Linked DNA regions of Homo sapiens: region 2 is linked to region 1. Evidence: chromatin contacts called from ENCODE Hi-C or POLR2A ChIA-PET data. All regions are on one chromosome and are shown on one strand. Each heading gives the region's core, a stretch centred on a gene start or an enhancer-like site at or near the end of the contact. The rest is flanking DNA. Distances are from core to core; before and after follow the strand shown.

What was found. Hi-C counts contacts between places; a loop is a spot of excess contacts on that map. ChIA-PET counts read pairs that join two places held with the same protein, here RNA polymerase II (POLR2A). Pooled maps may share reads with other maps.
Region 2: a loop to region 1 is called in a pooled map, with 2.7 times the contacts of the local background. The contact joins two enhancer-like sites. A Hi-C loop is called at or near these places in 1 of 50 pooled maps. POLR2A ChIA-PET finds 5 or more read pairs at or near these places in 5 of 52 experiments (H1, HEK293, MCF 10A and 2 more).

What each region holds. Positions count from the first base shown.
Region 1 is chr17:8,015,566-8,020,712 of GRCh38, reverse strand. GUCY2D (guanylate cyclase 2D, retinal) reads right to left here. Exons shown (of 20, transcript NM_000180.4): 16 at 4,872-4,970; 17 at 4,692-4,786; 18 at 4,423-4,508; 19 at 4,159-4,270; 20 at 371-585. The coding sequence ends at 4,183. Among named protein-coding and RNA genes, the nearest start is that of GUCY2D, 16 kb to the right of the region's middle. RefSeq lists a silencer at 3,798-3,978. Within about 2 kb of position 3,897, at least 11 of the 41 ENCODE cell types and tissues checked have a DNase peak (open chromatin) inside an H3K27ac peak, as active enhancers do.
Region 2 is chr17:8,153,882-8,158,488 of GRCh38, reverse strand. No RefSeq gene overlaps it. Among named protein-coding and RNA genes, the nearest start is that of PER1, 3.8 kb to the right of the region's middle. RefSeq lists enhancers at 1,394-1,453, 4,041-4,180, 3,432-4,212 and a silencer at 1,954-2,213. Within about 2 kb of position 2,053, at least 32 of the 41 ENCODE cell types and tissues checked have a DNase peak (open chromatin) inside an H3K27ac peak, as active enhancers do.

The DNA of each region.
Region 1 (5,147 bases), core at 2,648-5,147:
GTCTTGGACTCTGGCTCCCATGTTTGTAGGTTATGGTCCATGGGTCATGGAGTCATGGCATAGACAAGCTCTGTCCTTCTCTTCCTTCTTCCCTCCTGCATACAATCAAGGGATGAAGCCACATCACCCACCTTAAAAGCGTCAGAGACCCTGGTCTTTTCCAGCAGCCTGAGAGGCCCGAGACTTCCCCAACTGGTTCTCTGAGCAGAGGAGTTCCTGGGAGCTGTTGGCCCCGGCCACTTCCCCTCTTCAGGCCATCTCTAAGGTTCAACCCTATCTGAAACCCTCCCTGGAAATGGCAGGGCTGAGCGTTCCAGAGATGGGGGTGTCGAGACTACTCTCCTGGCTAAAAGCAGCACACACCACAACATGGAAGACAGCATGCCTTTATTTCACCCACCCTCCCAGGACCCAAATACCATGGCACATGGCCTGGTATCCACGGTGCAAGGTCCAGAAGAGCCCGAGGAACACAGCCCAGCAATGCAGTGTCACAAATCCCTGCCAAGGAGCAGTTCACCCCACCTCCTCAAAGGGGGGTGCCTGGGGTCCACTGCAGATGGGACAGGGAGCAGGGCCCAGACCCTAAGGAGAAGCACAAAAAAAAAAAAAAAAAAAAAAAAGGCGCCAGGTGAGCCCCGGGACACGCTGTAGAGTCTCTGCCGTGGGATTGAAGCAGCAGCTATGAGAGGTCCCTGCTTTGGCCATCACTGCTCTGCCAGCTACAGAGCCATCTCCAAGGCAAGGACAACCGCAAGTGTGGGCTCCTGGCGCAGGCCAGCTGGCAGAGGTAGTGTAAACACATCTGAAGGTGGGGGATGCCCAGTGACCAAGCCAGGCCCCGGTGCTCTCATGCGCTGGGAGTTGCCCAGGCCACAGGAACAGGGTGGGGAGGACTTGAGTCAGCAGAGCCCTGAGACTGGATAACCGACTGGGTCCAGGAAATAAGATTTCCAGAGAAATGGTGGAAACTGCAGAGAAAGGCAGACAGAGACTGCCAGGCAGAAAGGGGACTGTGGGGACACAAAGACAGGAGAATAGAGCAGAAAGGGAGGCAGGAACAGAGAAAGGAGAGGCTGAGGCACAGAGAGGAGGCTGAGGCTTCATCTTTTGCCTTCTCTTCTCCCACTAGATCTGTGAACTCTGGGGTGGGGGTTCCCCAAGTTCTTCTAGCTGGGGAGGGGTCAGGGCTCTTCTATCACATCTGGTCACTTGAGCTTGAGGCCAGCCTGGGAAGGAGGCTGAGTGAAGGTGGGAAGGAACTGGCTCAGCCCTGCCCACTCCACTTCTACCTTAAACTGGGTCTGCCCTCTGGCTCATCCGCCTCTGCTTCCGGGAGGAGCCCTGCCTAAGCCTGTCCCAGCTAATCCCTCTGCACCTAATCCTGGACTCTTCCTTGAGGCAGCCGAAATCACACACCATTAACTACTCCAGGCCCTTGCAGGCAGGGAGAGAGGGAAGGAAGGGGAAGGGCTGCAGGGTCGGGTACGGGAGGGAAGAGACAGGAGGCTGAGAGCTCTATCCACACAGTCAGGTCCAAGGCCAGAGATGTGAATCTGCGCTTCAATCCCTGGGACCTAAGTACAGAGAAAATCTTAAGGAAAATCTTCAAGAATGTAAATAACTTTTAAAAATGTGTGTGTGTGCATGCCCGGGTTTTGTTTTGTTTTTAATCTTTAATTCATCGTATTTAAATTCAATTTAAAATGTTTTTAAAATTGCACTAAATTGCTCTCTGTAGCAACATCACCTTCGGTAACCAGAACTTACAAGTGCTGGATTCTCGATGTTTGATACATTCTTCCTTCACCTTTAGGAAGGAGGGGAATACCACTAAGCTTGTGGAAGTCATGAATCAGTTTAAAAAAAAAAAAAAGAAGGCAAAGTCCCGTCCAGGAGCCCCTGTAATCCTAATACCTGCTAAGGAGTCCTAAGCTCAATGTCTACAGGCACCAGGCAGGAATATAAAGGAATGTTCAAAAAATCTTGGTGTCTCGGAGTCTGTGGGGAGTGGCGACATCTGGATAAAGGGGACTGTTGCTGTTTAGCTGCAGCAGAATGTGGTTAAGTGGTGACACAAGCACCATGTGGGGCTTCTGATTTCAAGAGAAGGGGGAAATCTGCTATACATTTTTAAAATGTGGAAGCTGTTGATTTTTAAATGTTAGCTCAAAACAAAACACTCTATAGGCCAAACAAAAGAAATTTGGTGGCTAGTTTGTAGCCTGGCTTTATGAGATCTTAGAGATTCTAAGATTTAAAGATCTTAGGGTGATTTAGTTCTATGATTCAGAAACTTTAATGAGCGTGTCAATATTTTGTAGGAACTTGTTAAAATGCAGATCCAGACTCAGCAGGTCTGGGGTGGGGCCCTGAGATCCTTCATTTCTAATGAGCTCACAGGCAGTGCCGACCCTGGCCCACCAACCACACTTGGTGTAGTGAAGGTTCAGTTCCGGAATTCCCTCTCACTGTCGTATCCCTGGTCAATGATGTCTCCAGTTCTGCCTTCACACCTCCAGGGACTGGACACTCACTACCTCTGGTGGCAGCCTAGGTGGTTTCCTAGCCTGCTGCAAACTTCTTCCAGGGTCTGTAGCAATGGTGACAGACACCAAGAGTCAAATGTGCCAAGGCCCAGGCTCTGGAAGGTCAGAGTTTCACAAAGGCAACTTCAACTGGGGACTTGCCAGGACAGGGCATTGATAATTGCTGCAAAGGTCAGGCGCGGTGTCTCACACCTGTAATCCCAGCACTTTGGGAGGCCAAGGTGGGCAGATCACTTGATGTCAGTTCAAGACCACCCTGGGCAACATGCTGAAACCCCATCTCTACTAAAATCACACAAAAAAATTACCCGGGCGTGGTGGCGGGTGCCTGTAATCCCAGCTACTCGGCAGGCTGAGGTAGGAGAATCACTTGAACCTGAGAGGAGGAGGTTGCAATGAGTCGAGATTGTGTCACTGCACTGCACTCCAGCCTGGGTGACAAAGTGAGACTCAAAAAAAAAGAAAAAATTCTAAGCAGAGAGGATTTTCTGTCCAACTGCTTGCTCAGCAGCTCCTAGTTAAACAGAGAATGCCGCTCTTTGGATGTTCTGGTCAGTCAAGGTGTGGCACAATTTCCTTTCCTCAAAGCATTGAAGCAAGCTTTTCTCTGCACTTGGGCAAGTTCCCTGATTATACCCACAGGAGAAGCAGCCAGTTTCTGACTGGTGGGAGATGGAGATAGGAATGAAGCTTGAGGCTAAACAGGAGCCCTTGCCCCCTCAGGCCATGTGACAAACCCTGCTCTGGTGGAACAGAACTCCACTTCCTCTGGGGTCGGGCATCAATCCCAGATCCTCCTTCCTGGGTCCCTGAGAGACACTGGGAAGCGGAGAATCCCTGACCCTCACATCCCCTGCTGGACTCAGGGCTCCTGGGGGTGAGGGCCACAAGCCACCCAGCTGTCAGGTGCACAGGGGCCTTGGGAACCACTTAGGCCACCCCCCATTTTGCCACTGAAGGGATCACAGCAGAGCATGCGTGACACTTTCCCAAGGTCACATGGCTGGTTTTGCAACCAGCTCTTGTAAAAGGCCCAAAATCCTTTGAGGCAGAGCTGGGCAGAGTCCACCAGCATTAGACAGACTTCCAGTCACCTATAGCAGCAACTTTCAGGAAAAGGACCTTCCAGAACAATCCTGAAGAAAAGAGGGGTATCTCAGAGGGGAGTCGAGGAAAGGGGTCATGGGGGTTCACCTAGGAAGGAGCGGGTCACGGGTCAGTTTCTTGCAGGAGGGGAGTGGGCACGGCTTCTGCTTTCACATTGTTCTCTGGTGACTGCTGCCCCCTAGAGTTGTCTCTTGTGCAGTGCACAGCCTGTGAGGCTTCTGCGGAAGCCAGGTTTATGCACTGGGGATGAGATAGGGCCAGGGGAGGGGCCACAGAAGGCCCCGATTACGGAGTTTCCTAAGCCTGGATTTCCAAACCACTCCAGATCTACTGAACCAAAATTCCTGCAATGGCTGCTTCCCTCCCAGGGGAAGCCCCGGGGTTTAGGAACCAGCCTGGGCTCTCTAAGTCAGAAAGGGATCGGGACACCTGGCTTGGGTGGGACGTTCTGCAGGCAGCAGAGGGGACGCGGCAGCTGGGGTTGGGGCTGAGGGGGCAGTACCTGTCCGGGGCCGGGCCTCACTTCTCAAGAGAACTGGCCCGGCCGCGCCTTCTCCAGCTTCCGTCGCCGCTCGGGTGGGATCTCCTGCAGGCTGATGCCGTGGTTGCTGGACCTGCAAGGAGGGGGCGGTGGCCTCAGGGAAGGGGAATGGGGCGTGGGAGGGCAGGGCCCACGTCATCGCTGCCTCGCGCGCGGGGGGTCAGACACAGAGCAGGAGGCAGGGGTCCCTCGTCCCTCGCCCTGCCGCGGAGGCCGGCCCCTCACCCCGGTTGCAGGTCAGGCGGTTTGGGGATGGGCTTGTTGAAGCCGCGTCTGCCCACTAGCCAGAAAGTGTCCTCGGCGCCCTTGCCCTGGGGAGACATGGGAGAGGGAAGGACTTAGGCGGACTGGGGTGAGGGGTGGGGGATCTCGAGTCTGCGTGGAACTGGGAGACCAGGTCAGAAGGGTGAGCTGAGGTTTGCAGCCGCGGCCCGGGATGGGCGGTGCCTCAGGACAGGGCGGGGCCTCCGGGAGGGGTTGGGGCCCTGCCTCACCTTCAGCTCCGTGCGGCCTCGCAGCTCCACCTGGTAGCCCGAGTCCAGAGCACGGAGAATCCCCACAGTGCTCAAGTTCACGTGGATGCGGTAAGCTGTGGCGGTGGGGGACGCCGTGAGCTCGGGACTCACCTCCCGTGTCCCCCTCCCACCTCCCCGTCTTGTCCCCGTCACACTCACGCAGCCCGGTGGACTCCATGCGCGAGGCGGTGTTGACCGTGTCCCCAAACAGGCAGTACCGCGGCATGGTGAGGCCCACCACGCCTGCCACGCATGGACCTGTGGAGATGCTGGGGGTCGGCGGGGCTAGCAGGGCCGGCCCTGGGCTGCACCTAGGTAGGGCCTCGGGGGATCTTCGCACCCATTATCTCCACCAGCCCCCCAAATAAGCCTTGTTAAGTGCATCCTCTTCAAGGTAAGCCCCACTCCCCGCTCCATGAGTTGCCTCCTCTACAG
Region 2 (4,607 bases), core at 804-3,303, 140 kb before region 1:
TGGCCGGCCGCGGTGGCTCACGCCAGTAATCCCAGCCCTTTGGGAGGCCGAGGTGGGCGGATCACGAGGTCAGGAGTTCAAGACCAGCCTGGCCAACACAGTGAAACCACATCTCTACTAAAAATACACACAAAAAATTAGCCGGGGATGGTGGCGGGCACCTGTAATCCCAGCTACTCGGGAGGCTGAGGCAGAGAATTGCTTGAACCTGGGAGGTGGAGGTTGCAGTGAGCCCAGATCACCCCACTGTGCTCCAGCCTGGGTGACAGAACGAGACTGTCTCAAAAAAAAAAAATCCACTTAACACGATGTTGAACAAATGAGAGTATATTTTAGGTAGAGTGTGGTGGCTCACGCCTGTAATCTTATCACTTTGGGAGGCTGAGGCAGGCAGATCATTTGAGGTCAGGAGTTCGAGACCAGCCTTGCCAACATGGTGAAACCTCACCTCTACTAAAAATACAAAAAACTAGGCGTGGTGGCATGCGCCTGTAATCCCAGCTACTTGGGAGGCTGAGGCAGGAGAATCGCCACCGCGCGCGGCCTTTTTTTGCTTTGAGACAGTCTCACTCTGTCACCCAGGCTGGAGTGCCTTGGTGCAATCTCGGCTCACGCAACCTCCGCCTCCTGGGTTTAAGCAATCCTTGTGCCTCAGCCTCCTGAGTAGCTGGGATTACAGGTACCCACCACCATGCCCGGCTAATTTTTGTAGGGATTTTTTTTTTTTTTTTTGAGACAGAGTCTTGCTCTGTCGCCCAGGCTGGAGTGCAGTGGTGCGATCTCGGCTCACTGCAAGTCCCGCCTCCCGGGTTCACGCCATTCTCCTGCAGTAGCTGGAACTACAGGCGCCCGCCACCTCGCCCGGCTAATTTTTTGTATTTTTAGTAGAGACGGGGTTTCACCGTGTTAGCCAGGATGGTCTTGATCTCCTGACCTCGTGATCAGCCCGCCTCAGCCTCCCAAAGTGCTGGGAATACAGGCGTTAGCCACCGCGCCCGGCCGTCGTTTTTTTTTTTTTTTTTTTTTTTTTTTAGAAGAGACAGGGTTTTACCATGTTGGCCAGGCTGGTCTCAAACTCGTGACCTCAAGTGATCCACCCACCTCAGCCTGCCAAAGTACTGGGGTTACAGGCGTGAGCCACCGTGATTCTTATAATTAGGTACACAATCATTACCAGAATGTCCAACTTGATTGAAGTCTTACTATATGCCAGGCAGTGCTCAGGATTTCGCACTGCCAACTCAAATTCCTTCCAGGTTTAAGAGTTCCCATGGGCCCCAGGACCCGCCTGCTTTATGGTGTCGGGGACTTGGGTTCAAGTTTTCGCCTTGTTACTGACTAGCGTGTTACAGGCGAACAGATTACGTAACCCCCCTGCATCTCGGTCTCATTTGTGAGGCGGGGGGAGTATGTGAGCTGGCCTCCTCAGAGTTTGTGAGAAGCGCCTGGCCTGGCCCGCAGAAAACAATCAGGAAGAGGCTCTCTTATTTTCATCGTCACCAAGACACCGTGCTGAGATCTGAAGACCGCTTCACCCTAATACTCTCACCTTCCAGCTTCAGGGAGCCTCGGTGGGACCCAGGGCCGGAACCCCAGCGCCAGAGGCGCCCTAGTCACGCCCGGGTCTCTGTACAAAGTGCGCCTTATACGCTGCCACCGCTCACGGCTGCGCCTGCGCAGATTTAGCAGCCGTGGTTAAGAGTGTCGTCAAGGAAAATCCCCAGCTTCTGGGTAAACAAGTTGCCGCGTGAGACCGCCGGCACGTGTACCCTACAGCTCCAAGACCTCTCAGCCTATGAGAAAGCTTGGAGAGCGGGACTGGCATTTACGTCACCAATCTTGGCAGGTCGGGGGTTATTTCCCCAGCCAATAAGAACCTCAGAAGTGTCGAGGGCGTGGCTTCCGGTCAGGCTTCCAATCCCCGCGTTGGGGCGGCCCCTCTCTCACGTGTATCTCTCCCGCCCCCGTTGGCCTGCTGACCAATGAGAAGACGATGGCGGCCGGAGGTGCCAATGGAGGCTGTGCGGGGGCCGGCGGCTGCACGCGGCACGGGGCATGGGTCGGCGCCCCTAAGCCAATAAGCGTGGGGGGCGTGGCAGCCCGGCCCGTGGGCGGGTTTGGAGGAGCCAGTGTAATGCTAGAAGTCCTAGAAGAAATTTGGAGTGTGCGTGCGCGCCGAGCGGTGAGTGCTCGGGGATGGGGGAGAGATGCGGGGCGATCGGTGTGGACTTTTCCGGGGTGGTGTGGTCGGTTAGGAAGGTGTTAGAGTGTGTGTGTGTGGGATCATGCAAATACGTGATAACTGCGGTGGGAGCTCTGATGGTTGTGGAGAATAGGGACCGTGAACTCAGGTCTAGAGGGACGGGGTGGGAGTTAGTGACATCAGATCCCTCGCCCCCGTGGAGTCCCTGGACACTTGACTGCCCGGGGGGAAGGGCTCGGAAGCCCTCTGCGACCTGAGGGAGCTCCCTCTCAGGTCGGGACTGAAGGAGCCCCTGCTCCCAGGGTGTTTGGGTGGTCTCCTTAAACACTTGAAAGAGGCAGAGGTTCGGAGGCCGGAGGGAGGCCCTGGTAGGGCAAGTCGGAGGGTACCAAAGGGTTGGCATGCTGATATGAGAAAGGATGGTGTTTTAATTTGTGAGACCCAGAGCTAGTCACATTACGGCTCCGGGCGTCTTTCTCATGTTAAGCGGAAGGGTTTAGGCCTCAGAGTCGTCCTTGAGAATAGACGTGGGGTAGCAACTATTGAGTCCTGAGAGGATAGGGTTGGGGTTTGGGCAGATTGGCTGTGCACGTCTTCCTGAGCCCCTAGAGGTGGGGAGGCACCAACAGGGTGTTTTGGTATCTGTCTGTACAAACAACCAGGCCAGGCGTCTGGTAAAGTTGGCCTGAGGTAAAGTAGAAAAGTGAGGAAGTGGGCTTCGTAGGAAATCATTGGGGCTGGTGGCTGCTTGGGTGATCTCAAGCACTTTGTGAGCCTGGGAAAACGGGCTATGATGTTAAGTGTGTGGGGAGTGCAAACAGTGGCTTCGGATCAGGCCTAAGGCAGAGAAAGGGGTTGGATGGAGTCTGTGTTCCTGGCACCAAACTTAGAATTGGCTGGATATTTGAGAGGCCAGGTTTGCCAGTGCTGGAATGCAGCTTACAGGTTGGTTAACACCTCACAGGTTCCTCAAGGGTAAGAAACCAGAATGACAAGCCATTATTAGAGTTCAGATTTTTGAATCCTGGGCTCCATTTGTTAAGAGCTTGAGACCATGTTATGAGGCACTGGACAAGTTTAGTAACTTCCGTGCCTTAGTTATCCCCCATGGAATGGGGATAATAATACCTATCTCACGGGGTTGTTCTGGGGATGAAATAAGATAATATAAAGTGCTTAGCATAATGCCTGGGTTATGGTGAGAGATTTATGTGAATGCTGTGGCTGGGAACTAGTCTCATATTCTCAAGTTTTTCTGCAAGTTTTGATGGCGTCCCATTTCTCTCTTCCTGGCTCTTTTGGTCTTCAGGCAGCAGTCCAAATTCCCTCATTCCTCCCTTCTAGCCCTCTCCCAGGATCCAGGCCCTAGACTGGGCCACTTGCTCTGTCCCAGTTTGATTTTTTCATCCTAGGCCCCTTCTCCTCCCTGTCCGCGCCCCTCTCCCTTTCCCCCCGCCCGCTGTCATAATAAGAGATTCAGGCTCTGAAGGGGCTTCTGGAAGGTAGCAAAGGTGCGTCGTGTTCTCTCCCAGAGACAGGACCTCCAACTTCTCCGCCCTGGGTCTTTGGTACCAGGCCAGCAGATGTGTACAGTTTGGGAGAGAGGAAAAGCCAGAGCTGCAGGAACAAGCTGAGGAGCGGGCAGATGGGAGTCCTGAAAAGAGAGCCAGGCGTGGTGGGGGGAGGTGTGGGGAGGGGGCCCCCTTCCTACTAATCCTCTCTCCAGGAATCCCTGGCTTTGGGACAGGACGGCTGTCGTTTTGTTGGGGGAGGCGCCCAGGCTGGGTGCATGTCCTGGGCCACCAGCCAAGAGAACATGATGTTCCCAAGTGCGCTGGCCGCCGCCCTCTCGGGCTGGCCGCCTCCCAAACCGCTGCCTCTCCAGTCTCTCCAGCCTCCCTGCCCCACATTCCGAGGCAGCTTCGCCCCGCCCCCTTCTTCCGCTTTGACGTCACTGCTGTCTCCCGCCCCCTCGCCTCCATTGACGGCAGCAGGGCCTGGTTACTGTGGGGACGGTGAAGCAGGACAACAAGAGTCTTGGGAGCAAGCGGGGGCTGCTGGAGGGCTGGAGCCTTTTGTCTATGCAAAAGACAGGGAGATGGAGGCGGGAGATCAAGGACTGCCTGGGTTAGGGGAGATCACACCTAAATCCCTGAAGGGGGAGAAAAACCATGTTTCCAGGGAAGAGGTATCTGCAAACGAGATAAGGCCAAAGCCACAGTATGAGTTGGGGTGGAGAGGATCATTTTCAGGGAGAGGAGACTGAGAATCCAAGCTCCTGAATCTTTTTTTTTTTTTTTAATAGAGACGGGGTTTCTCCATGTTGGTCAGGCTGGTCTCGAACTCGCTACCTCAGGTGATCCGCCTGCCTGGGCCTCCCAAAGTGCTGGGATTACAGGCCACC